5 separate regions of the Mus musculus genome follow, and all the other regions are linked to region 5. The links are chromatin loops, found by intact Hi-C in ENCODE. Cell type or tissue: heart. All regions are shown on one strand.

What was found. Hi-C counts contacts between places; a loop is a spot of excess contacts. Peaks named below come from ENCODE experiments on the same cell type or tissue, not always from the same donor. Only the 100,000 strongest peaks of a DNase experiment are listed, where the experiment ranks them.
Region 1: it touches region 5 in a loop (8-fold over the local background); 9 of 42 quality-filtered maps call a loop at or near these places.
Region 2: it touches region 5 in a loop (5-fold over the local background); 3 of 42 quality-filtered maps call a loop at or near these places.
Region 3: a loop joins it to region 5, with 1.8 times the contacts of the local background. A loop is called at or near these places in 3 of 42 quality-filtered maps.
Region 4: a loop joins it to region 5, with 3 times the contacts of the local background. A loop is called at or near these places in 4 of 42 quality-filtered maps.

What each region holds. Positions count from the first base shown.
Region 1 is chr3:142,762,342-142,767,341 of GRCm38, reverse strand. Gtf2b (general transcription factor IIB) reads right to left here and starts at 2,095. Exons shown (of 7, transcript NM_145546.1): 1 at 2,054-2,095. The coding sequence starts at 2,070. In heart, no CTCF peak of the experiment used is centred here; a DNase peak (open chromatin) is centred at 2,171; H3K4me3 peaks cover 2,507 bases; H3K27ac peaks cover 1,466 bases.
Region 2 is chr3:142,947,010-142,952,009 of GRCm38, reverse strand. No RefSeq gene overlaps it. Among named protein-coding and RNA genes, the nearest start is that of Gm33289, 20 kb to the left of the region's middle. In heart, a CTCF peak has its summit at 3,035 (motif pointing right); no DNase peak of the experiment used is centred here.
Region 3 is chr3:142,810,409-142,815,408 of GRCm38, reverse strand. Pkn2 (protein kinase N2) reads left to right here. Exons shown (of 22, transcript NM_178654.4): 9 at 3,352-3,495; 10 at 3,807-3,882; 11 at 4,544-4,718; 12 at 4,922-5,000. Among named protein-coding and RNA genes, the nearest start is that of Gm24457, 40 kb to the right of the region's middle. In heart, no CTCF peak of the experiment used is centred here; no DNase peak of the experiment used is centred here.
Region 4 is chr3:142,827,003-142,832,002 of GRCm38, reverse strand. It overlaps Pkn2 (protein kinase N2), which reads left to right. Exons shown (of 22, transcript NM_178654.4): 4 at 1,389-1,506; 5 at 2,674-2,819; 6 at 2,909-3,122. Among named protein-coding and RNA genes, the nearest start is that of Pkn2, 53 kb to the left of the region's middle. In heart, no CTCF peak of the experiment used is centred here; no DNase peak of the experiment used is centred here.
Region 5 is chr3:142,879,016-142,884,015 of GRCm38, reverse strand. Pkn2 (protein kinase N2) reads left to right here and starts at 2,012. Exons shown (of 22, transcript NM_178654.4): 1 at 2,012-2,405. The coding sequence starts at 2,358. 9530052C20Rik (RIKEN cDNA 9530052C20 gene) reads right to left here and starts at 1,521. Exons shown (of 2, transcript NR_152127.1): 1 at 1,030-1,521. In heart, a CTCF peak has its summit at 1,976 (motif pointing right); a DNase peak (open chromatin) is centred at 1,895; H3K4me3 peaks cover 3,023 bases; H3K27ac peaks cover 2,617 bases.

The DNA of each region.
Region 1 (5,000 bases), 120 kb after region 5:
GATGGATGGATGGATGGATGGAATAGTAGGCCGAGGGGCTGGGAATCACTGTCAGCAGATAACTGTACATAGGAGTTCCAAGGCAGCTGACACTACAGCCTCAAAGACAAAAGTAGGTAAAGAGGCTGAGAATGGAGCTTAGTGGAAGATGCGTGCCTAGTATATATAAGTCCTGGTTTCAATCCCTAACATTTAAAAGAGGGAAACATGAAAAACTTTGCAGAGTATTTAAATGATACCGCCTTAAACATTATTTATTTATTTATCCAAATTATTTAAATATGAACATTTTGTCTGCATGTATGTCTTAGTGCCTACAGAGACAGAAGAGATGCCCTGGAATTGAGTTAGGAGTTCATGAGTTGCCATGTGGGTGCTGGAAAAGCACCCAGTGTTCCTAACCATGGAGCCCCCTCCCCCGCCCATAAACATTTTGAATGCTCAATGTGCACAACATCCTAAAAGATAGGCACAATCTTCATTTTACAGATCGCAGCCAAAAAGTTATTTACTGACGTCGGAATAAAGAGTGGGCATCAATCTGGACATGTTCTCTTCGAGAACACCAACCAGTGCCAATGCTTAGTGCCTACATGCCGCCCTCAAGGTATGACAAACTCTCAGGCAACTTCTCTCTATTCACACTGCTGGCAAAACTTGATAGCAACAGGAATGACACAGACTTAAGAGCTGGATGAGGGCCGGGCAGATCTACAACCCCACAGTTTTCAAGGTGGAGACAGAAGATTCGAGACCACTAACTCAAAATCAAACACTAGCTGTCCAGAAAAGAAATTAATTTCAAGGGATTTTTTTAAGTGAAGAAAAGTTTAAAAACTGTAACCAGTGATTTTACTATGTGTACTATTTAAACACTACAACTTGTGTTTCAAGAATACAGGAGTTCCTTTTCCCTAAGATGGTAAGCTGTGCCTACATATGAACACATCACCCATGGGAAATTTCAATAGTATTTGGGGAAGCTGAAGGTTCCTATGTCGCTACAAGGAAGCCTTACGTGACAAAACCACACCCAGATGGAATGATTAAATCATAATTAATCTAATTAAATCATAAAATCAGTAAACAAGATTGCCCATTGCTTCCACGCAAGAAGTTCACGAGGCTTCCTATGCCCACCTCCCACTTTTTATAATAAACAGCAGACTTGGAGGTTCCCAGAAAGGCCAAGTTTCTGTAAATAATGGCTTCCCCCGGTGACGTTTACCAATTCCACACATAGTAACCACCTCCGAAAAAAAAAAAAAAGTGCCAAAAGAACAGAACTTAATTTGATACTTTCTGTACATTCTGTGTTAACTGGAGACCAGTGGACGGATAATCAGAATAGGTATAGTGGCCCGCGAAAGGTCAACACGCTGGCATGACTCAGTTTACACATATGCCAGTATACTAATATCTACCTCATAGTGGTTACAAGAGATATAATTAGGGTCTGCAAAGCATTTTGGAGGTCACAAGATTAAAGGCTGTCTCTGCGGTCACAACACGCATTTCCTGTAGATATTAAGCAAACTACGTTTTAAAAATACATTTAAAATGACTTCCAGCATATGTAATTAATTTTCTGCAGACAGCATCTCCTTCAGAGTACGCAATGATACTTTTCGGGGTGGGGACAGGGGGTCTTTTAGGAGAATGAATCAAGTCTCCGTATGTGCTTTCGTTTCCACTTCTGGGGGGGCCATTGGGCTAGCGACCCTTTGCCACCAGACAACCAATGCTGACGTTTCTCAACTTTGCGGTTGTCAGATCGATAGGGACCTGGAACGTCGCTTTTCCAGCTCTTCGGAAACGGGGTTTCAGCCCCCTCCGGCTGGATGGGCCGTAAGGGAGAAAATACACAGAAAACATCAACATGACACAAAGACGGTTGAAGGGTCCGGAGACGGAGGCCGGGGCCGTGCGGATCCGCAGGGTCAAACCCGGGCGGCGATGACTCAGGTGGGTAAGGGACACCCGCGGCGGCCTTCTGGAGGAACCTGGGCCCCGCGATGCCCTGCTCCACTCGCTCCGAGGCCGTTGCACTCACCGGCTGGTCGACGCCATCTTCGCGGCTCCGCCAACAGCTCCGTCCGAAGCAGGAAGCAGCACTGGCTCCTAGACGCCCCGAGCCGGGCTTTTATGCGCGAGTCGCTCGCGCGCACTCCGCGCGGCTACGGGTCGGGAGGAGGGCTAAAAAGCGCTCGGTCCTTGACGACGCGGGCTGTGTACTTCCTGGTTGTCTCCGCTGCTGCTGCGTGGCTCCCGGCTGCTGGTTGATTGGCAAAATCTTCAAAGCCTGGCGGGATAGCACACCCCTTTGATCTCCGGAGGCAGAGGCTGGAGGATCTCTGTGAGTTTAGAGGAACCTGATCCACACAGGGTGCTCCAGAACAGCCAGGAGGAGGGAGAGAGAGATAAAGAGAGAGAGACAGACAGACAGACAGACACAGACACACACAGTCTCAAACAAATCAAAACAAAAAATCAACCCAAGAAGACTCAGAATGTGCTGCGCCTGAGCTAGCTCTCAAACAGAGGAAATTAAAATGGGAGTTGCCTCCTCGGGTGATACTCTCAAGTATTCCTGCACCAAGAAGGTAGGAGGATCTGGAGTTAGACCTCGTCTCAAACAAAAAACACCTTTAAATAAACAAACACACAAAATAACCAACACACAAGGAAACCAGGTTGGTTGAAAGGGGCAAAGCGCTCGCACCAAATTCCTTTCCTTTATTTTCAAGTCAGTTTTCCCTATCTGATTGAATGTCTCATTTGCCCTGACTAAAGAATTTGGAATAAAAAGAGAAATTAGTTGTTGTCTTCAGGAGTAGGTATCAATTCAAGCTCTGTCATTGGCCAACATGATTCAAAGTTCCTACATGTCCTTTATCTCAACAGTGTAGGCATGGAGGGTATCTGGCTCACAAACCCTTCTAGAATTGCAAGAGACAGCCCTGCTATGACCCATGTTGTTGTTGTTCCCCAATCATCATCGAATATTTGACTGAAAACCGAGTATAGGAAATGTAATAAAACAGCTAACGTCTATACAAGGGCCTCACAAGGCAGGTCTTGGGGGTCACCCTTGTAATTCTAGAAGTTAGGGTGCAGAGGTGGGAGGTCATGAATCCCAAGCCAGCCTGACCTGCAGAACAAGACCTTGTCTCAGCTCCCGTCCTCTTACCTTAAGGCAACAGTGCTACTTTCTTGTAAATAAACCATTCCCAACAAAGTCTGAATTAAGGTAACTGCAAGTTGGGTGTCTTCCACTGAGATGAAAACTCAGTAAGCATTTTATTTGTTAATGGAAATCAAATGCCATTAAGCAGACATTTGTTGAAGTGGGAATTTCTGGTTTTGTTAGGGACTCAGTTGTATCATGTGATGTTTTTCTGGAAACTGTCTTATGTAACGGTGTTTTGCCGAGAACAGGCGCAGGGTGTTTTTCTGAAAACTGCCTAGTGAAAGGGCGTGTGATGTTTTGCTACGGCGGATGCTTGAGGGGACATATGTTTGGAAAGAGCATAAGTATAACCCAACAGACGGCGGACAGTGCTCCTGCAATTGGTTCGCCTTGCTTGATTCGCTGATCTTAGCTTGTTGTGACTTCATAGTGAAAAATGCACCAAAGAACTTATGGTGGTGTTCCAGCGGCTTCTTCCTGCTTCTGTGGACTTGTGCTGATAGGTCGAACCTCATGGTTTCCTCTGGACCTAGCGGCTGCTATGGATTTATGTTTGCCATGTATACTGGACTGGTGTACTGGACTGCTGTTGCTGATTTGGTAGTTTGCTAGTAGACCAGACTGCTGACAACAGAGATTTGAATAGCTCCAAAGAACCATTTCTAAGCATGTCCACAACCCCTATTTCCTATTAACCTTTCTTTTTCCCTAACTCTGGTGGATGCTGGACTACAACAGAGGTTGAAGTCTTAAAGAACCATAATTAAAGAAGGTTTTGAAAACTCTAAGCCTACCCATTCTTTTCAGTATTCTTTTGTTTTTTGTTTTGTTGTTTGTTTGTTTGTTTGTTTGAAAACAGAAATTCTCTGTAGCCTTGGCTGTCCTGGAACTCTGTAGACCAGGCTGGCCACTGAGTCAGAAATCTACCTACCTCTGCCTCCCGAGTGTTGGGATTAAGTGTATGTGCCACTGCTGTCTGGCTGCCAGACATTGTTTTCTCGAGCTGAACAGAAGCTACTAGCTTCCTTTGAAAGAACAAGAGGTGCTGGGAATGTAGATCATTTGGTAGACTGCCTAAAAGACACGAAGGCGTGGGTTCAATCCCCAGCGCTGCAGGGAACGGTTGTGATAGTGCAGACTGCACTGTCAGCACTCAGGCAGGAAGAGCAGGAGCTCACGGTCGTCTTTGGATACACAATGAGTTTGAGGCCAGCCTCGTCTATGAGGAAGCCTATCTGCTGTAAGCACATGATCGATGCCTGTAATACCTTTCTCTAGGAGACCATTTTACACGTGGCCTTTGACTCAGTTTTGAGGGAGGAGAGTGACTGCCACACCTGGTTTCTTTCCACAGTGTGAGAATGTATTGAATAACAGTAAATTAGCAAGGCTCAGTGGTTTCCATGGCAGCAGTTTAGGTGTCATTTAATCCAGCCAGTTCTAATCTGGCCGATGAATGCAGTTTCTCTAGTTCCAACCCCAGCTACTAATGTTAACTATCCTATCGCTGGGGTAACTATCTCTGTATACCTATATGCATATATGTGGCTTAACAGAGCAGCATGTTAAAGCCACTGATCAGAGTTTACACTGCATTCGAAGTAGTCTGCGAGAGAGTCTGTGTTACTGACAAAGCAGACAGAGAGACTTGAGGAAGCTGAAGCTGAATCTGTTCAAGTCAGGGTCTGAGTATGAAGCTGGAGGGTTCCAGATGCTGGGTGAAGGCTGAACTGGGCTGAGGGGAAAATGGCAGGTTCAGGTCCAGATCCTGACAGGTGAAAGGTGAATGAACAGGCCAAATAACAAAGGG
Region 2 (5,000 bases), 68 kb before region 5:
AACTGGGCAGGACCCTGAAGGCAAAAGCCATGGAGCAGTGCTGCTCTCTAGCTTGCTATCCATTCCTTGTTTAGCCTACATTCTTATATAACTGAGGACCATCAGCCCAGACCATCATCCACATCAGTCACTAAGAAATTGCCCTATTGGCTTGCTTACAGCCTGACAGTATGGAGACATCTTCTTCATTGAGCCTCCCTCCTTTCCAATGGCTCTAGCTTCTGTCAAGTTGACATAAACTAGCCAGCACAGTTGACCCCTGGTCAACTTGTTACATACATCACTACAAAGACACAACCTTCCCTTTCTTATTAATCTCCCAATATCTCACATTAATATGAGCATTCCAATATAAAATGTTTCAAAATTTGAAAGTCTCACAGTCTTTAAAAAATACAAACACTTAGAAAGTTCAAAGCCATGGTTTTTTACTGTGTCGCCTTCTCGAGGGGGAGATGCCTGATCTTGTTGCAACTTGATATGTCATGTTTGGTTGATATCCCTGAAAGTCCTGCCTTTTCTGAACAGAAATGGAGGAGGCATATATGGGAAGGGAGTAGGTAAGGTTGGGTGGAGGAGGTGGGAGACAAAATGGGGGAGGGGAAACAGCAGTTGGGATGTAATATATGAGAGACTAAATTAATAAATGAAAATTAGAATTCAAAACCAGGGGCCAGTGGTTAAGAGCACTGGCTGCTCTTCCAGAGGGTTCAGTACTCAGCACCCACATGGTGGCTCACAGCTGTCTATAACTCCAGTTCTAGGGCATCTGATACCCTCGCCTGCAAGCAAAACACCAAAGCACATAAAATATGATAAATAATTTTAAAGTTCAAAGTCTCTTTAAAATATTCAAACTTTCTCTTAAAAATCCAAAGTCTTTGTGAAACTCCAAAAATCTCTTTAAAAGTTTAAAAGTCTCTCAACTGTGGTTTCCTGTAAAATTAATTAATTAATTGGTTAATTAATTAATAATTAATTTCTCGGTTCATGAGGGAAGAACCAAGGCACAGCCACAATCTGAACACATTACTATGACAAAGGGAACAGGCAAATGTGTCTAAGGGTATGGCACACTTGGTAGCAAGCACCCAGCACCCAGCACCCAGCATCCACAGTTCAGCCCCCAGCACTTCTGAAGTGGGGATGAGAAGTTCAGAGTGATCCTTAGTGTATAAGAAATCCCAGGCCAGCCTAGGCTAGAGACCTTGTCTCAAAAAACAAATGCATGTACAGAATAATACCACATAGATAAACTCTTGACACCAATATGATACAATGCTATGTATACAATCAGATGTGATAAACTGAACATATACAAATGCTGTGTAGTTTCAAAGTTCCCCAGAGAACTATAGAAACAACGAAGCCTTATAGTAAGGAAATCATGATAACAACTTAACCTAGTTATACTATTATCTATGAGTTCCCTTACATGAAGTCTTTCTTTGATTCGTCCCTTTGTCTGTCCCTCTGGGTACTAAGGGTGTGTCTGTAGTCCAGCTAAAAGGATTAAAGGTGTGTAGCATGTCTGCATTCCAGCCAGATCACACAGATCTAGAAGGTCTTAGGAAGGGATCAGAGCAGCCCTGTTGCTGGATTAAAATTCCTCTGTGCCTCCTACATCAGTTAACAATCAACAAGCCCCTCCCAGACCAATCTGATGGTGACAATTATTCAGTTGAGGTTCCACTTTCCCAACCGTGTCACACCAACAAACACCAAGGAGCACAATGATAGACAGATGTACAGTTGCAGGATGCCTGTTGCTCTGTAGGGTTCTTGCCTCAAATGCTCAACCTCACTTCAGTCATCAGAAAACATTTACAAACAGAAAAAGAGGAACGTTCTATATGTAGTGAATCAAGTAGGAAGGCCATAAGAGCTTAAAAACGATCAATGATTAGAGGATGGAGAACATCAAAGAAATAACTGTTCGATAACAAATCACGGGATCCGAGATCAGTTCTTAGAACAGGAAACGGAACAAACAAAGCACTGTACCTTGTTGATTTCCTGGCTCTGATCATTGTTCCAGGGATATTAAGAGTGACACGCGATAGATATCTGGGTAACAGACACACAGGAACTATCGGTACTACTTTTCCAGCTTCTGTTAGTCTAGAATTAGTTCAAAATTAAAATGAAATAACAGATAAAAAACACCTGAAAGGATTCTCTGAGTGAGCCAGTGTGAAGGAGCCCCAAACCCCAGGAGGGAGAAGAAAGAACGAGAACAGCTGCATTGTCACAAAGGAACGGGAAGCAGACAGCCAGGAGCAAACACATTAAAAATGAAACAAGTTTTAGCACAGAAGGAAGTTAATCAAAGAAATCCACACTAAAACAAGGATTCATCCTGGTCTTCAGACAGACACATTTGATCCGGGGTGCCAGTCAGCAGAGGAGAGTGTGAGAAGAGAAATCACGAAACCACTCTAAGGGGAAGAAACTCAGTACACCCTCTCTTTGAGAGGAACTTTTAAAGTTTATGTGTGCATCCTTGACAAAGATTTTTCTCTTCCAAGACCTAACTATAATGAAGTAAATAAGTCAAAAATACAGAGGCTATTGTAAAAGCCTAATTGTAAAGGCTAATCATGAAATTTTTCAAATAAATGGGTAAAGGTTAATAAATGGTATATCCTATATCCATACATGAAAATAGTATTCAATAATGTTAAAACAGTTCATCCATTTACAGTAATAAATACATATGATTTTTATGTGAGATACAAAGAACGATTCACAATAAACATCAATTACAGTACAAATTATGGTATGAAATATTTATGGTTATGTATAAATTTGTTTAAAATGTGAGGGGAAATATTTTGATTTATTATCGTTTTATTTACCAACTTGTAACTTCTAGTATAAAATTAACACGTGATCTCTGTTTTTCAATTGAATTTTTTGAAAAATGGATGTCTTATTTAGACTTCATCTGTTTTTCAGGGATCTGGGACTCTGGGATGATGCTTTTCTTCTGTATTTCTAGAGAGTGGAAAACTCCATGGCTGCACTTTCAAGACCCGCCACTAGGTGGTACACTGCTTCTCCAATGCATGTTTCAGACATTTTTAAGCTTTCTGAGCTACGCATTACTTACTAAGGTGACCCCAGACAATAACCCAGCCTCACATTTCTCTTTCTTTTACGTAAAAATCGTTCGCATTCCCTAGAATAATTATTAACTCATTGGCTGTTTTCTCAGTTTTCTTACAGTAGACACTAAATATTTCCTGCACAGGATAAGAGACAAAAATCGAAGTAGCAAAATCCTGGTCAGTTGACAGCTTCACATTATGTCAACTTCCTAAACAAAGTTAAGCTGGTTTTTATGAAGCCCCTTATTGCTCTACATTGTAAGTCTTCAAAAGAAAGGGAGAGAGAGTCTCAGCATTTCCCAAACATCCGATTCTGTGTGTGTGTGTGTGTGTGTGTGTGCGCGCGCGCGCGCGTGCGTATGTGGTTGTGTGTGAGTGTGTGTATATAAAATCTGTAGACTAAATCTTTGAAGGAATGAGATTCCAATGAATCTTACCTTAGAAATTCTGCCCTCAACACCTCTCCATGTAATGTAGTCACCTGAGATCAGCCTCCTGACTACACATGTCATCTGTCCCATGTCCATACTGCCCAGAGCCATTAAGTCACAGGGTGCCAATGGCTTTTATGTTGGCAGTGTGGCCCTGAACTTTATCAACAAGATTCTCTGTGCCTAAAGCCCTTCTATCTGAACTGTGCCAGTCTTACCCTAGAGTTCATACGTGGATCCTTTTCTTATTCATACCTGATTGCCTCTGAACTAAACTCAATGCAAGTACAGGAAGGTGTCTATTCTCCAGACCCAGCTTGTGTGAGATGATAAAATCCCATATCCCTGGGAAAGACTGTAAAATACAGCAGTTAACTCAAAGCTTGTCTAGGAAAACTGCATAGACATCCTCTGAACGCAGAACTGACATGGTGGTGAACACATTTGATCCCAGAACTTGAGAGGCAGGAGCAGGTGAATCTCTGAGAGTTTTCAAGGCCACCCTGGTCTACACAGCAAGTTCCAAAATAATGAGGGTTATATAGAGAGACCCTTTCTTTAATAGAATGTAGGAAGGAAGGAAGGAAGGAAGGAAGGAAGGAAGGAAGGAAGGAAGGAAGGGAGGGAGGGAGGGAGGAAGGAAAGGAGGGAGGGAGGGAGGGAGGGAGGGAGGAAGGGAGGGAAGAAAGGAAGGAAAGGAAGGAAGGGAGGAGGGAGGGAGGGAGGAAGGAAAGGAGGGAGGGAGGGAGGGAGGGAGGGAGGGAGGAAAGGAAGGAAAGGAAGGAAGGGAGGAGGGAGGGAGGGAGGAAGGAAAGAAAGGAGGGAGGGAGGAAGGAAAGGAAGGAAGGAAGGAAGGAAAGGCAGAAAAGGCAGGAAAGGCAGGAAAGGCAGGAAAGGCAGGAAGGCAGGAAGGCAGGAAGGCAGGAAGGCAGGAAGAAGGAAAGAGAGAAAGAAAGAAAGAAAGAAAGAAAGAAAGAAAGAAAGAAAGAAAGAAAGAAAGAAAGAAAGGAAGGAAGAAAGGAAGGAAGAAGGAAAGAAAGAAAGGAAGGAAGAAGGAAAGAAAGAAAGAAAGAGAGAGAGAGAGAGAGAGAGAGAGAGAGAAAGAAAGAAAGAAAGAAAGAAAGAAAGAAAGAAAGAAAGAAAGAAAGAAAGAAAGAAAGAAAGAAAGAGGCAGGATAAATAAAGGAAAGGGCAACCAGACAGGCAACTATCCCTTATTACACTGACATAGTCATATTGATGCTTAGAAATAGTCTACAAAAGCAGTTATCACTAAGCACCTGTTATCTTCTCTACTATCGTGTGAGCTGGGACAGGGAACCAAGTTAAGGTCATCTCAATCCCCCCGATAATTAGCATAGTACCCAGAACCCTATAAGCCTTACTTAAGGAATGAACCATGTCACTCCTTGTGTGTGCTTGTGTTAGTAAAATAATAGAATGAGTATCTTGATTCCAA
Region 3 (5,000 bases), 69 kb after region 5:
TAAGAATAGAGAATGCAATGTTTAAAATTGAGGATGAGTTAAAGAAATTATATGGAGTATAACACAAAAAGAGTTTTTAAAGAATTATGACAGTCAAGACACATGGACAGAACAAGAAGGGCAGCACACTAAGTTTAGAATAAAGGAATGTAGGGAAGCCATTGTTTGAATTTTCCAGAGTCAGTAACTAAGAACTTCAGATTATAGAATTCAAGTTTCTAGCAGAATGAGTAAGATACCTACCTCTAAAATGCAGAGAGAAGGCTGGAGTCGGTTGCAGCAGGGTTATGACAAATGAATGTTAAATCTGGCTTTGATGGAGCGAGTTGGACGACCATGAGGGAAGAACCAGGAGGAAAGTCTGCCCACTGGTTCTGTTTGGGAAATAGATTCAGATTTAGATGTGGGAGCAAAAAGTGTCTAGTCAGACGACAGAAGAATGAACCCTTTTTTGTTATTGTTGAAAAGGAAGCTTGGTAAAGATTTCATTGCAGCAGGATGGAGATGCGGTGCTAGTAGTAAAACTGCATAAAGTGGGTCTGGAAGCTCTCATGAGTTCCCTCAAAAGCAAAGGGGTTCCCAAGCACACCAGTCTTCTCAGCAAGTTACTCCTCAAGCCATTACACTTCTACCTCAGCTACACAGACAGCTGACTCAGTGCCTCTTGTCTTTTTCTAATTCCTTACTCAGACTCTGCAGTTTTCTTTGATTCTAAATTCAAATTCACAATAAAGCAAAGTGAAGCAGGAGCTGCTATAGTTATCCCGTATTGCCAGTTCGTATGTAACTCAGATCCTATTTCCCAGACCTTTTGAATTGTACTTTTACTCTATCCAGATGACATTTTTCCTGTCATTTCAAGTTTCCTGTAAGCCTTTGCTCTACAGAACTCACCTGTGGGTTACACTCTAGACAGTGGTGGCATCTCTGTCTAGAAGCCGTCGTTCTCGATGGTGCTTTGCAACTACCATTCTATCTCTAGCCAACTTTCCTAAATGACACTGGATGTTAGGGGTGACAGAATCCTGAAAGTTCATGACATAAATTATACTGAGAGTGTATCTGGGTCATAGATAACCTCTCAGTTTTGGGAAGAGTATCCACAGGGAACAGTACAAAGTAACAAAAAGTAAAGGTTCTTGTCTCTGAAGCCTTGTAGAACTCCAAGAGACTTATCTTAGCTCCGTGATTTCACATTTCATACCAGATCTTAGATTTCTATTTTGTTTTTTCAATTTGACATACAGACTAGACATAGGGGGAAAGAAATCAGTTCACACGTTAGTTTTCATAGAGTTGCTAGAATGGATAACTGAAAATGAAGTGGCAGGGTCTGCCTTCCACACAGTCCCACCACTTCATCCATGTGAAGAGCAGACAGTAGTGGCTGCATCACTGGCATTTGTGTCCCTTCGTCAGGCTGCTTCATCTGTAACCCTCTGTCTCAGACATCTTGATCCTTAACAAGTCTTCATGCTCAAAATAGTGGGGGAAGAGAGAAGGCCGTACACCTCTAGTCCCCTGATTTTGGAAAAAAAAAAAATCTACCAATCCTCAGCATGTTCCTCCAGTTTATTTCTAGAAAGTACTTCAAGATATTGCAACTTTGTGTATGTGTGTGCATGCATGGGTGCGGGTGCTCTCAGGTATGTGAACCTGCATAACATGCAGGCACCAGAAGGGAAGGTCAGGGTTACTGCTCTGTCCCGTTCCACCTCTTCTTTAGAGACAGGTCTTGTCACTAAACGTGGAGCTCATCATATTTTAACTAGACTTGCTGGCAAGAGAAGCCCATCAATCTTCCTGTTAGCCCTTCCCAACATTAGCACTGCAATTACTGGCTCCCATAGCCACCCTTGACAGCTCGGCTCTTTGTGCTGCCAGGCATGGATGGGCTCTTAAGCACTGAGCCATTTCTCCAGCCCCTAAAATACTTGCACTTCTAATGAATAGAATATAAATAGTATTAGTAATCAATTATGAATATACCACTGGTAATCTTAAAATACTTATATTCTCATGGTTTTAGTTTCAAGGTATTTTTGCCATACTGATTATGAGTCAGAAATGAGGCAAAGTCCTGGAATCATATCAGAAGTTTTATTTTCTGATTTTTTTCCTCTGCTTGCAGTGAGTCTGTATTAGCCAGACATTGTCACTATGACAAAAACACATGAGAACAACCATCTCAAAGGAGGAAAAGTTTTACTTTAACTTATAGTTTCAGAGTTTGGAATTCACAGTCATTTGTCCCAGTGTTTTTAGACTCAGCATGAGACACACATTATAGTGGAAGCACATGAAAGAAGATAGCTGCTCACCTCTCAACAGCCAGCCAGAAGCCAAGAAAGACAGGATGGGATGCCAATATACCTTTCAGCTGTACACCCTCAGTGGCCTCCCTTCCCACTAAAGCCCTACCTCTTCAAGTTTCATCCACTTCCCAGAAGCTCTGCTGTCCCCTGGGATAAACCTCAGCATCCTGAGCAGGGACGCTCAAAACCATGTAATAATAGGACTTCTGCAGATTCTGTTTTGCCTTATGTTTATTTCATGTTGCAGTTTTATAAATGTTTTCATTTTTGTCAACTAGTTTTATCATTTAAAGTAAAAATCTATTATGTATACTAGGGACTTACATAATAAGATGCTTATTTTCACAAACTGAAAATCTTTATATAAAAGAAATAATTTATTGTAGAACCTAAAGGCAAATCATTTATATCGCATTGTGGGTAATCTGCATAATTCCTAGAAACAAAACAGTAGAAGAGTGCTGTTTTCTAATTAAAATGTACATAAATTATAACATTGCAGAAATCAGTTCATGACTTGATTCCAACTTATAAACTGTTGTCTAAGGTATATTTAGTAGTAAGTTGTTAAAACTTTAAGTATGTTTTTTCATGTTTTCTCATTTCTGATGAGCACAATATATTCTCTTGTGTGGCCCAAGAGTGGGTCAAAGACATGGGTTTTCAGAGGCACCCAGTAAGACATCTTAGCATTAGGCCACCAGGCAATGGCATGTGAAAAGGAAAAAGCTGAAAGGTTGAGATTCTAAATGGAAGAGGAGTTTCTGTAATTACTGATTGTTCTCACTGTGGGTTCTGGCCTTGAAACTTTAGAAATGCATTAGCAGAAATTATCTGAATATAAGTTTAAGTTAAAACTGGAAAAAGTAATATATAGTTTAAAAACATTACAAAGTTTTGTTTTAAATAGTGTGACTTTGGTGTGTAATTTGTTTATTGTATTTGTAGTTCATATATTTTGTGATAATTTATTCAAGTGTGTGTCCAATGATGTCTTTTCTGTTTGTTTGTTTTTGTTTTTTTTTAATTACCTTAGTCACGTGAACTGGAAATTTCAGTTTATTGGCGTGATTGGCGATCTCTGTGTGCTGTAAAATTTCTGAGGTTAGAAGATTTTTTAGACAACCAGCGGCATGGCATGTGTCTCTATTTGGAACCACAGGGTACTTTGTTTGCAGAGGTAATACATGTATTTTATTAATGTGCATAACCACAGTAGAAATTGTATGTGTTATCAGCATGATGTAGAAATGGCAAGAGTGTTAGGCTGAGAGACAGATATGTTGAGCTCTTGGCTGCACTGCTGCATAAGGACGTGACCTTGAGGAAACTCATGTCTCCTCTAGGTCTGTGTTCTCATCTGGAAAAGGAAGGGGTTGGACTGATTGTAGCTAAGGTGCCTTCACGTTCTCCAGCTTAGGAATCTAGTAGATTTTAGTGAATCATAGTCCATTACAGTGTTGATAGCAACTTGTATTTTCTTTATTGCAGGTTACTTTTTTTAATCCAGTTATTGAAAGACGACCAAAACTCCAAAGACAAAAGAAAATTTTTTCAAAACAACAAGGTAATTACTAAGGATTAAGCATAGTACTTTATGTATAGAAAAAATCCAGCTCATAATTTGAAAGTAATTGTGCTTTCTTTCTTCTTAGTTGTTCATTTCTAGCCATTTTTAAATGAGGACTGAAACACGTCCTTAAGTGGAATAACAGAACACCGTGCTTTTGTTTTATTTTCAGTCAGTAGCCTATGTGACCTCAAAGGGTGCTGTCTTTAAGGACGTCCTTAAAATGATTCCCCTGCCTCCGTTTCCCAAGTACTTGGACTATGGGCACATACCGCCATGCCTGACTTTTTACTGAATTTGAGTAATAATCAACTCACGACTCTTACCATCTCCCATCCACTCTGCTTTGTGAGCTTATTTGAAGCATACTCATATATCACTAAGACTTGTTGTTCGTCATAACAGATGACTTAAACTTTAACCACATGTAATACTAGAGTTAAAAAAGAAATCAAACTCTCGATCTATTTTTAAAAACTGTTTGTGCTATTTATACGTGCTTGTAATAGAAAACAAAATAGTTAAAAACTAGGTTTTAAGTTACAAATTTGTTCTTCATAAATTCTAAACTGATGAATTATGAATTTCCCTAATTATGGTTTTCAGTAATGTATAAAGAAACTACTTATCCTACTTTCGTTATTCACTATGTCTACAGGCAAAACATTTCTCAGAGCTCCTCAGATGAATATTAATATTGCCACTTGGGGAAGACTAGTGAGACGAGCTATTCCCACAGTAAATCATTCTGGCACATTCAGCCCTCAGACTCCTGTGCCTGCAACAGTGCCAGTCGTTGACGCACGCATTCCTGATCTAGCACCTCCGGCCAGGTACTTGTCTTAGAAGGCTTGAGTGTATCTTCCATAGCCATTGCTAGGATGTCTAACGTGCTGTGTTCAGTCTCAGTCTTTCCAAGTGGAATTGCAGAACTGTTGCTCCTTATTTAAAAGAAGTTAGTTTGCTTTTATTTTGCAGCTACATAAAAATAAAGACTTTGATTGCAGCTTTGGTAAATTGCTTTGTCTTCTATAAGTGACTCTACAGTAACCAAATTGGACTTTGATCTTGAACCTGAACCTCCTCCAGCCCCACCTCGTGCTTCTTCCCTTGGA
Region 4 (5,000 bases), 52 kb after region 5:
AATATTACTAATATTCAAAGAGTATCTACTACCTGATGAATGGATAAATTGTATGATATACATACAACTGCAATGAAATACTATGCTACCTTTCAAAAGAAGAGCGGCTGGGGACTCTGCAGGCGAAAGTGCTTGCAGTGCAACCATGATCTGATGCAGGCTTAGGAGCCCATGCTAGCAAGAGATCCAGTGTCCAAAAGTTGTCCTCAGACCACTACATTCATGCCTACACACACACACACACACCACCAACACCACCAACGACAAAAATATATTTTAATTTTTCACTTGGGATGGTGATATATGCTTTTAATCCTAGCACTTGGGAGGCAGGGACAGGCAGATATCTGAATTTGAAGCCACCCTGATTTACAGGGCAAGTACCAGGGCAGCTAGGCCTACACAGAGAAACTCTATCTCAAGAACAAACTAAATAAATAATTTTTAATTTTAAGTTGTAACATTTTTATATTTGTAATAATATACCTAAACCCAGAGGGCTTCACAACAAGTGAAATTTACCAGGCTTAGAGAGAAAAATGCTGTATGATTTCATTTGTATGTGGACCCTTGAAAAGAAAGTTGAATAAATAGAACCCTTGTACTAGGACAAGGTGAGAGGAGAAATGGGAATAATTGGGTCCCGGGCTACAAGTGTTTAGTGCAGATGAGTAAGTCTATAAAGATTTAAAATATAGCTTGAAAACTAGTTAATATTATCACTGTGAGACTGGGTTTAGCTCAGTGCCGAATGAGGCTCAGCATCACAGAATTAATAATAGTGTGTATTGAAAAATATGTTAAAGGTGAGCTTTTAGGTTCATTTATGACTCATATATACTAAAAGCATACATAGAAGATTATGGATATACCACAACTGCTTATAGTGGTCATTTTGATATATTTATATATGAATCAAACATTTTGAACCTCTAGCTAAGTGAATGGTAGAATACTTACTATTATGGATAAGGTCCTGGATTCAATCCCCAGTAATGTGATCAGTCAGTCAATCAATCAGTATGATTCATTTATTTTCCCTCAAGTTATCTGAACCAGAAAGTTGTTTTTCTGTAATACTTTAAAGTCTTGGTGAGGGGTGTGTGTGTGTGTGTGTGTGTGTGTGTGTGTGTGTTTAAGATTATTCATTAGAAGCTGGCCATGGTGGCACATATCTTTAATTCCACCACTGCAGGAGGCAGAGGCAGGTGAGTCTCTGTTCCAGGCCAACAAAGGTTCCATAGTAAGTCTTTGTCTCACAAAACAAACATTATTCTTAGATTGTGCATAGTTCTTTTAACCGTTTCAATTGCTGGGTTATCGGTTGATCTTTTCAGAATAGAAGAAAGAGTGATCCTTTTCTCTGCTTACCTTTTCATTTTTGATAGGATCGGAAACTCCATGGTACAGCGCAGCAACTGCTACAGGATAGCAAGACAAAAATAGAAGTCATCCGGATGCAGATTCTTCAGGCCGTCCAGACCAATGAGCTGGCTTTTGATAATGGTGATGCAGTACACTTAAATTTTGTTGTCTTTTACAAGCATAGGGTGCTAAATAAATGTCATTAAAAAAGAGGCAGTTGGGGCAAGAGAATCAGCTTAGCAGTTAAAAGCACTTGTTTCTCTTGCAGAGAACCTGGGTTTGATTCCCAGCATATACAACAGTTCACAACCATCTCTAACTCCAGTCCCAGGGATTCGAGACCCGTTCTGCCCTCTGTGGACACCATTCATGCATGTGATGCACATACATAAATGCAAGCAAAAAAAAAAAAAATCCACACACATAAAATGGAAAAATAAATCTTTAAAAAAAAAAAAACTTTTAAAAAGGAAACGAGGCAATCACGCAGGGTTAAAGGGGAAGAAAAGTTTCGGTTTGGGAGGTTTTGTTTACTTTTACTTGGGATGGTTGCTTTCAGCTATTTGCCCTTTGTCTTTCATATGTAGAACATATTTCTATATTTCAATAAGCAGTCAGATATTTTTACCTAATGCTTTAAGAAGTGGGTGGCTATTTAAAAGTATTTTTTTGTTTAGCATTTTTCTTTTTCTTTCTTTTTTTTTTTTATTTTTATTCCAATGAGACTTTTGAGCTAGTTGTTAAAAGTAGAGCCAGAAACTACAATTGTCTTTCAGTATCTTCAGATGGGGTTCAGGTCCCTAGTGGATCCCCAGTTCTATGGATGCTCAAGTCGTAATTGGAATAAATTATAATATCTGCAGAGAATATTTGTGTATCCTCTCATATACTTTTAAGTCATTGGGGGTTGGTTATCATAACTAGTGCAATGAAAACATGATATAAATTGTTATACTGTTTAGGAAATATTGACAAGAACAAAAGTCTTACATTATCAGTACAGACTCGGTGTTTCCTTCAAACACTTTGTTCCAGGGGTGGTTGTGTCCCTATTTGCTAGTGTGGATATCCACTATGTTTCTATCTCATTAAGTTATATATAGCAGTATCCTCAGATCTAAAGCCTTTTGACAGATGTGTGATTTAGATGTGTAATGGCTGGCTAAAACAACATTCTATATTTTAACCTTTTATTTCTTATTACTATTGTGGTTATATCAATATTTCATTTCTTTCTCCTGATTTTTTTAACCAGTACATTAAATTATGATTCAATTAATAGTAAATTTTCTTTCTTTTTTCTCCTAGCAAAACCTGTGATAAGCCCTCTTGAGCTTCGGATGGAAGAATTAAGACATCATTTTAAGATAGAATTTGCAGTAGCCGAAGGTGCAAAGAATGTCATGAAGTTACTTGGCTCAGGAAAAGTAACAGACAGAAAAGCGCTTTCAGAAGTAATTTTAAAAACAATTTTTAGCCGTTTATTATGTTATTTGAAGAATATCCTGGCTTAAATGACAACAATATCTCTTTTCCTAACAAGGCACAAGCGAGATTTAATGAATCAAGTCAGAAGTTGGACCTTTTAAAGTATTCACTAGAGCAAAGGTTAAATGAGCTCCCCAGGAATCACCCCAAAAGCAGTGTCGTCATTGAGGAGCTTTCACTGGTTGCGTCACCAACCCTGAGTCCACGGCAGAGCATGCTGTCCACGCAGAACCAGTATAGCACACTGTCCAAGCCAGCGGCGCTAACCGGTGCGTAGAATGTAACTGTCTTGGTTTTGATTATATAAGAGTATGGATTAATAGTTGGAGTCAGAGGCATATGTACAGGACCTTCCTTCAATTATATTTTAGGTTCATATAGTAAACTTTACTATTTGCTGGGGCTGATGGCACAGCATGTAAACTTAGCTACGTGGGACACTGAAGCAGGAGGTTGCAGGTTCAAGGCTTGCCTGGACAGCTTAGTAAAACCCTGTCTAAAAATAAGGATTAATTGGTGGGAACGTAACTTGGTAGAACAGTGCTTGCTTAGCACACACAAGGGCTCAGCTCTGAAAGAAAGCTTTCTAAGAGGCTTGTAATATAATACACAAGCATTATTATCACTGTCAAGTTCTAGAACATTTTCAGCATCCCTAAAGAAAACCAGTGTCCATTCAATGCACTCTTTTTCCTAGGCCCCAGCACCACTACTTAGGTTCTTGTCTTATCTAGCGGTTTCATGGAAATGGGCCTTCCTTACATATCTGGCTCATTTCACAGAGCACACTTATTCATCGTTTGACTGAATGATGTCCATGTTATAGTTTTATAGCACGTTCTGTTTTGGTACTTAGGTTCTTTTTTACCAGCAGGATATTGTGAATAATACCTCTCGAAGCTTTTTTTTGAACACCTGTTTTCATTGTAGAAGGACACATCTAGCAATGTGCTTGCTCGGTCATATGATTCTTTTGTATTTAAAATTTGAACAGTCATCAAACTTTGACATGTGTTATGTAACTTAACATTCTCCAAAACAATGCATGTAGAGGTTCTTTGCATCCTCACAAGGACTTGTTATTTCCTTTGCTGTTGTTGTTTTTCAAATTATTATAGCTATGCTAGTAGGGCCGTTATTGAAAGTGGGGTAGAGATTCCTGGCTGGTTTTCTGGAGCTGTCTCTATTTCTTCTTTTACTTCTGTATGTGTTTCAGTTTTTGGCTCTGTTTTATCTATGCATATAATTGTTATATCTTTCTCATGAATTGACTTCTTTGTCTTTTTATAAAAAAAAACAAACAAACTGATGACAAGTCTGACTTGTCTGATATTAAATAGGACATCTCCAGACTCTCCTGTGTTTACTATGTGAAGCAAATATCCTTTTCTGTATTAATGAAATTTATATTTGGATATAATATGAATCTTGTTGTTAAGGTGGAATTGGATCATTTTAATATCTTATGTCAGTGTCTTATAACTATATAGTTTTATCCATTTATATTTATAATAGCTGCCAAAATATATAATAATTCTAATGATAATTACTGGAAATTATGTTAAACTTTATAAGCTTATTCTATACGCTTGCCTTTACTTCAGACATATATATATATACAACAGATTCTAGGTCATCTGCACTTCTGAGAGATTCATTAGCCTCCATTCTCTGAGACAATTTAACAAACTCATGTAGGACTATACTTTCCATTACAGCTTTATTATAAAGAATACAAATTAGACTCAGACAAATACCACATGTTTTATCTTACATGGCGAACAGTATGTTGTATGTGCATAAGAGATGAAACCAGAAAAAGGATCATGAGAATGGATAAAGAGCTCTTAAGAGGGTAGAAGAAGAGAAGAATGAAAGATATGTAATAAAGCAGAAGAGGGTGAAATGAAGGGAACCAATCAGGGGGCCAGGAAGCACTGGGAGGGAAGTGAGCAAGCATGAGGTACAGTCACACACGTGTTTGAAAAGGCTGGAACAAAGCTCATTAGTATGCTAACCTACAAAAATAATTTAAAGGTGGGGGGAGGGGAGTGGGATGAGCCAAAGGCAAAATGCAAGCCCTCGGAGGTCCTTAAACAGGGCGCTCTGGTTCTTAGGTCAGTAAGTATCTTTCACCACCCTGGCAG
Region 5 (5,000 bases):
AGCTCACAGACTTCTGCCAGCTGCTGCCTCCCAATTGCTGGGATTCAAGGAGTGTACCATCACACCTGGCATTGCACAAATACTTCTTAATAGTTAGCCACTTGTTATGTATATATGAAGTTTCTCATCTCTTTCCTGGAGAAAAGTAAATTATAAAAAAAGAAAAAGAAAAACATATCAATAGGAATCTAGTGACCCACTTTAAATGGTAAGTTTTGTTGTGTATACTTTACAGTAAAAATCATACTACCACTTTGTACCTACCATTTAAAATTGTAATAGTGTTTTTGGACACAACACTGCTTCCTCAAGAGGACTCCCCACTTACTTGTTATAGACTCTTTCTTAAGACTACTCATAACTCCAGGGCCTAACTCTCTCTGTTAGTTACTAGGGAAGGTAATCATATAACTTGGCTTCTCCCAATGTTGTTAGTTCCTTGTTGCTTCCTTGATTAATAAGCCTCCATTTTAATAGCAGGAGTTAAAAATGTTACTCACACTATAGTAAGTATGAAGACAAAGTAATGTGTCTCAGATTTACAGCTCTGCCATTCTTGAAGCAACGGTTAATTACAAGCCAATTCCAGCTCTAGCAAAGTATTTCACACTCTGCAGTATGATGAAACTGGATGCGTGTTTACAAATATTTCACTTAAGCTATAAGCAGTTTCTAGAGTGAAACAGTATTCCTAAGACGACACTTGGCGAAGTAACAGTGTTCATCCATTAAACGCATTCTAAAGTTGATTATGTAACTTAATAATTAAGGCACTTGTTGCTTTTATCATTTTCAGCCCAGGCAATTCATTAAACATATAAATAGTAAAACTTTTGAAGTACAGAACGGAAAAGTTTTGCCAGTATATTGTGAGCCGGAGTCACAGAACTCTAGATTTTCAATGATTTCTGACTTCAATGATTTCTGAGACTCTTGGAGAAAAATCTGCAGGAGCCTGCATCAATGTCCCATGAAAGGTAAAGTGCTTCTCAGACTTGTAGCTACCCACCTGAAACCTGCCATACTCACCTAAATAGCCATCACCACTTTGTCCACATTGCTTTGAACCAGCTATATTAGATGCACTTAATCTTCAGAACCCCAAGGGAAGCGTTTACCGAGAGTGTCCACTCATTGATTAGACAAAAAAAGTATCTGTTGATACTTGTGATACATAAGTGTTACTTGTAGAAGTCCATTTTCCCACAAGTTACACTATGTTACTAAGTAGACTGTGCTACTAAGTAGCTAATTCCGATAGGCTGCTAAGTAGCTAGTTAAGGCTCACTACTAAGTAGACTCTGCAACTAAGTAGTTAGTTCTCATTTATACCTCCCCAAGTAAAGTCGGCTTTGGCTCCTTCCCGACGCTGATTCTGCCTCATCTCTTTCCATTAAACTTACGTTGAAAAAAAAAAAATCAACAAATGAGCTAAGTCAGCTTTGAGCTCAGTAGTTTTCTAGTCCCAACCACAGAGTTCAGGGTAGCGCTCGAGGAAAAGGCAGCCCGTGGGGACTGCTCGGAGCAGAGGCTGGCGCCCTGACCACGCCCACTTCTCCCAAGGGCCTCTTCCGCCCGGGTTTGGCTCGCGGTGCACCTTACTGGTGGCGACGTCGCGCGAGCCAAAGGCGAGAGGTGGACACGCTTCGGCAGGTGGGGGAGGGAGGAAGCGACAGCTCGGGGTGGGCGGGCGGGAGGGCGCGGCTCCCCAGCAGGGAGGGCCGAAGCGAGGCTCAATCTGCGGCCGGCCGGAGGCCAGACCTAGCGTTCGCGCAGAGCCGTTAAGCGCAGCCGCGGTGGGTGTGGTCTGCTCGCTCGACTTCCCGCCTCCCGGCGACGCGAGCCCGGGGCCTTTCGCCTCCCTGTCATCCGGGCCCGCCCAGAGTCCGCCCCGCCCCGCGCGCCTGGCCCTGGGGTCCCCGCCAACCCTCCTTGGCTTCCCAGAGCCCGCCCAGCAGGGGGCGGGGCCCCGCGGCAGTCACGTGCGCCGGCAGCCGCCAAGCGCGGCCGCTTTTGCGACGCGGTGACAGCCAAATGGTGCGACAGGAGGAGCTGCCGCCGCGGCCGCTGCGCCCCGCACCGAGAGCTCCGAGTCGGCTCCCGGCGTCGCCCTGAGGGAGCGGCTGAGGGAACAGAGTCCGGCGGGCGGCGGCGGGCGGCGAGGGGAGCCGCGCCGCGAGGGCCCTCGCTCCCCGCCGCTCTCCATGAGCCGCGCCTGCAAGCCGGGCCGCGCCTCCATGACTCCCTAGCTGCCGCTTTCTCTCCGGTCCTCGCCCCCCGCCCGGCTCTCCCGTCCCGCCTTCTCCCTCGGCCGCGCCGCTGGGCGCCTTCAGGTGCGGAGGCCCGAGCGGAGCGCCATGGCGTCCAACCCCGACCGGGGGGAGATCCTCCTCACCGAGCTGCAGGTAAGGGCCGCGGCCCTGCGGGAGCGCCGCCCGGGGAACCCGGGAGGGGAAGGCGGCCGCGGGGTCGGGGTCGGGGACGCTGCGCGGCGCGGCGCGCCCCTGGCCCGCTAGGTGTGGAAACTCGCGGGGTGTCAGGCCGGAGCCGCCTCTCCGCCCCGGGACCCGGTCTCCCGCGCGCGCTCTCGGAGGCCACCGGGCGGCGGGACCCCGTCCCCGCGGGCGGGGCCGCTTACTCGCTCGGGTCCCCTCCGGGTGTCACCGCCCCGCCCTCCCCCCAGCCCCGCTCCCTAACTCCTTTGAATGACTCCCAGGCTGTGGGCGGTTCCCTCCCTTTCCCCTCCGACCGCACAAAGAGCGCCCCCCGAACTTGAGCCCCCGAGGGCTCGCTCCGAAGTGATGGCCTTGCGCTGCCAGCCGCCTTCAGGTGACCGCGAGCCCGTAGCGTGATCTGCGGGCCGCGTCTCTCTCCCAACTTTTCCTTTTGAACTCCGTGAGAGAGAGAGAGGTGGTCCCTCGGATGGCTCTCCCTGCTCACATCCGGAAGTTCAAATATTGATGCTTCCCCCCCCCCCCCACCGCCCCAGACTTTCATTTTCCCTCCGGTTTGGACACAAGAGAGAGAGAGAGAGAGAGAGAGAGAGAGAGAGAGCGCTACAGAAGTTGTTTACAAACCAGAGAACTGTTCATTAAGTGAAAACGTTAGGCAGCACATGTCCGCAGAAGATAACAAAATAGATGGCGTAATTAGTGTAGTCGGTGTCGAAGCAATATTATTCTTTCCTATTCCCAGCTAAATAAAGTAAGCCACGATTTTTGTTTTGAGATCTCTATGGAGTAGGAGACTTTAAGTTTATCCTGTTGGTTACTTTTTCATTACTTTGGAGTATTCAAGAGATGTTTACATCTGGATTAAAATTTTGTCTCTAAACTGGGTTTGTTTTGTTTTAATGTATTGATATTTTGGCTACTCAAAGATTAGAGGTGAGAACGGAGACACTTGCATTTCTTTTGAATGCATTAGAGGGTTGATTTTTTTTTTTTAATTACTAGTTGCTTCAATGTTTAAATTTCTTTTTGAAATGCATTTCTTTCTAAAGCTCATTATAAGCCTGGTATATTCAGGCAATCAGATGTAAGTTTAAACACATTGCTATGATATTTGCAATATCTTAAAAATTACAGACTTCAGCAGGGTACACTAGTGCACTACTGCACTTGTGGAATCCTTTGGAAAAGTAAAGTTGAATTTCCTGTCACTTGAAAATGCCACTATATAACCTTTTAACTACAGTTAGCTTTTAGTGAGCAGCTCTTCACAACACTCATTTGCTAACTGAATAGATCCTTTTTAAAAAATGTACATGCTTCTAAAAGTAAGCATGTACTTTTGGTCTTAAATTTTTTTTGAAATAGCATATAATGCCTTATTTTGAAATATGAAAAGCACACGTTGATTTTGATGAGAAAATGCCATTAAAATGGCAGCATTTTTTCCTTTTTTTTTTTTTTTTTAATCAATGGTGTTAGAATTATAAAGTGTATGGCATCCTTATATTTTCTGGGGGTTGGCATAAATGGCACTTATTTTGGCATTGTAACGGAAAGCATTTTATTGTTATATTTAGGACCTTTTTATTAGTAAGGTCAATTTTAGCAGTAATGAGCAGTTAAAGAATGATAAAAGCCTTTAAATATGACAATTTAAAAAGTGGAATCAAAGGAACACCCAATGCAGTTATGTTTTATAAAAAGTATAGCTTCCTCTAAAAACTAGTTTTACCAAGTGGTACTTTAATAATAACTTTTACATTGTCATTATCTATCAAGGACATTTTTCTTTGTTTATTGTATTCTCAGTTCTAATAAAAGTTATTGCATTTAAAGTTTATTATGTTTACTAAAATATTTATATTGTTTCCTATCATCACTTAAGATACATGGCCATAAATTTACACCTCTTAATAAATCTACACTTATTTCGTCTAGTCATGAAAATGTACGTTGACTTGCTATTTGCCAAAAGTTTACTCAAAGAGTCATTTTTTTAAATCTTCTAAATTGTTTGAATTTATTTAGATGGAAAATTAGCTCTTAATGATTTTCTGGCAAACACACTGTTTAGTAGGTAACCAGTTGTAAGATGTGTTTAGTGGCTGAACACTGTTACTTCACCATCTCTTGTCTTAATATTGTTTCCCTCTAGATACTGATTACAATGTCAATGACATATTTATTTATTTATTCAGTTTCATTTTTTAATCTTACTGCAGAATTTGAAATACTTTGCTAGAACTAGAATTGACTTGTTAATAACCTTTGCTTCTAGAAAGGCAACTTTGTAAATCTGAAACACATTATTTTGTTTTCATCCTTACTATAATGTGTCTGTGAGTATCATTTTTAACTCTCACTGATAAGGTGGAGGCTTATTAAACAAGAAAGCATTAATAGGGTGCACATTAACTTTGTTAGCCAGAGACTTGAAGCCTTAAGGAAGAATATTTGTTATAATAAAAACAAAAACAGGCTGTTAAAAATTTAAACAGTTTCTAGCTTGTATATAATAATATTCCTACTTTTTAAAATTTGAATCTT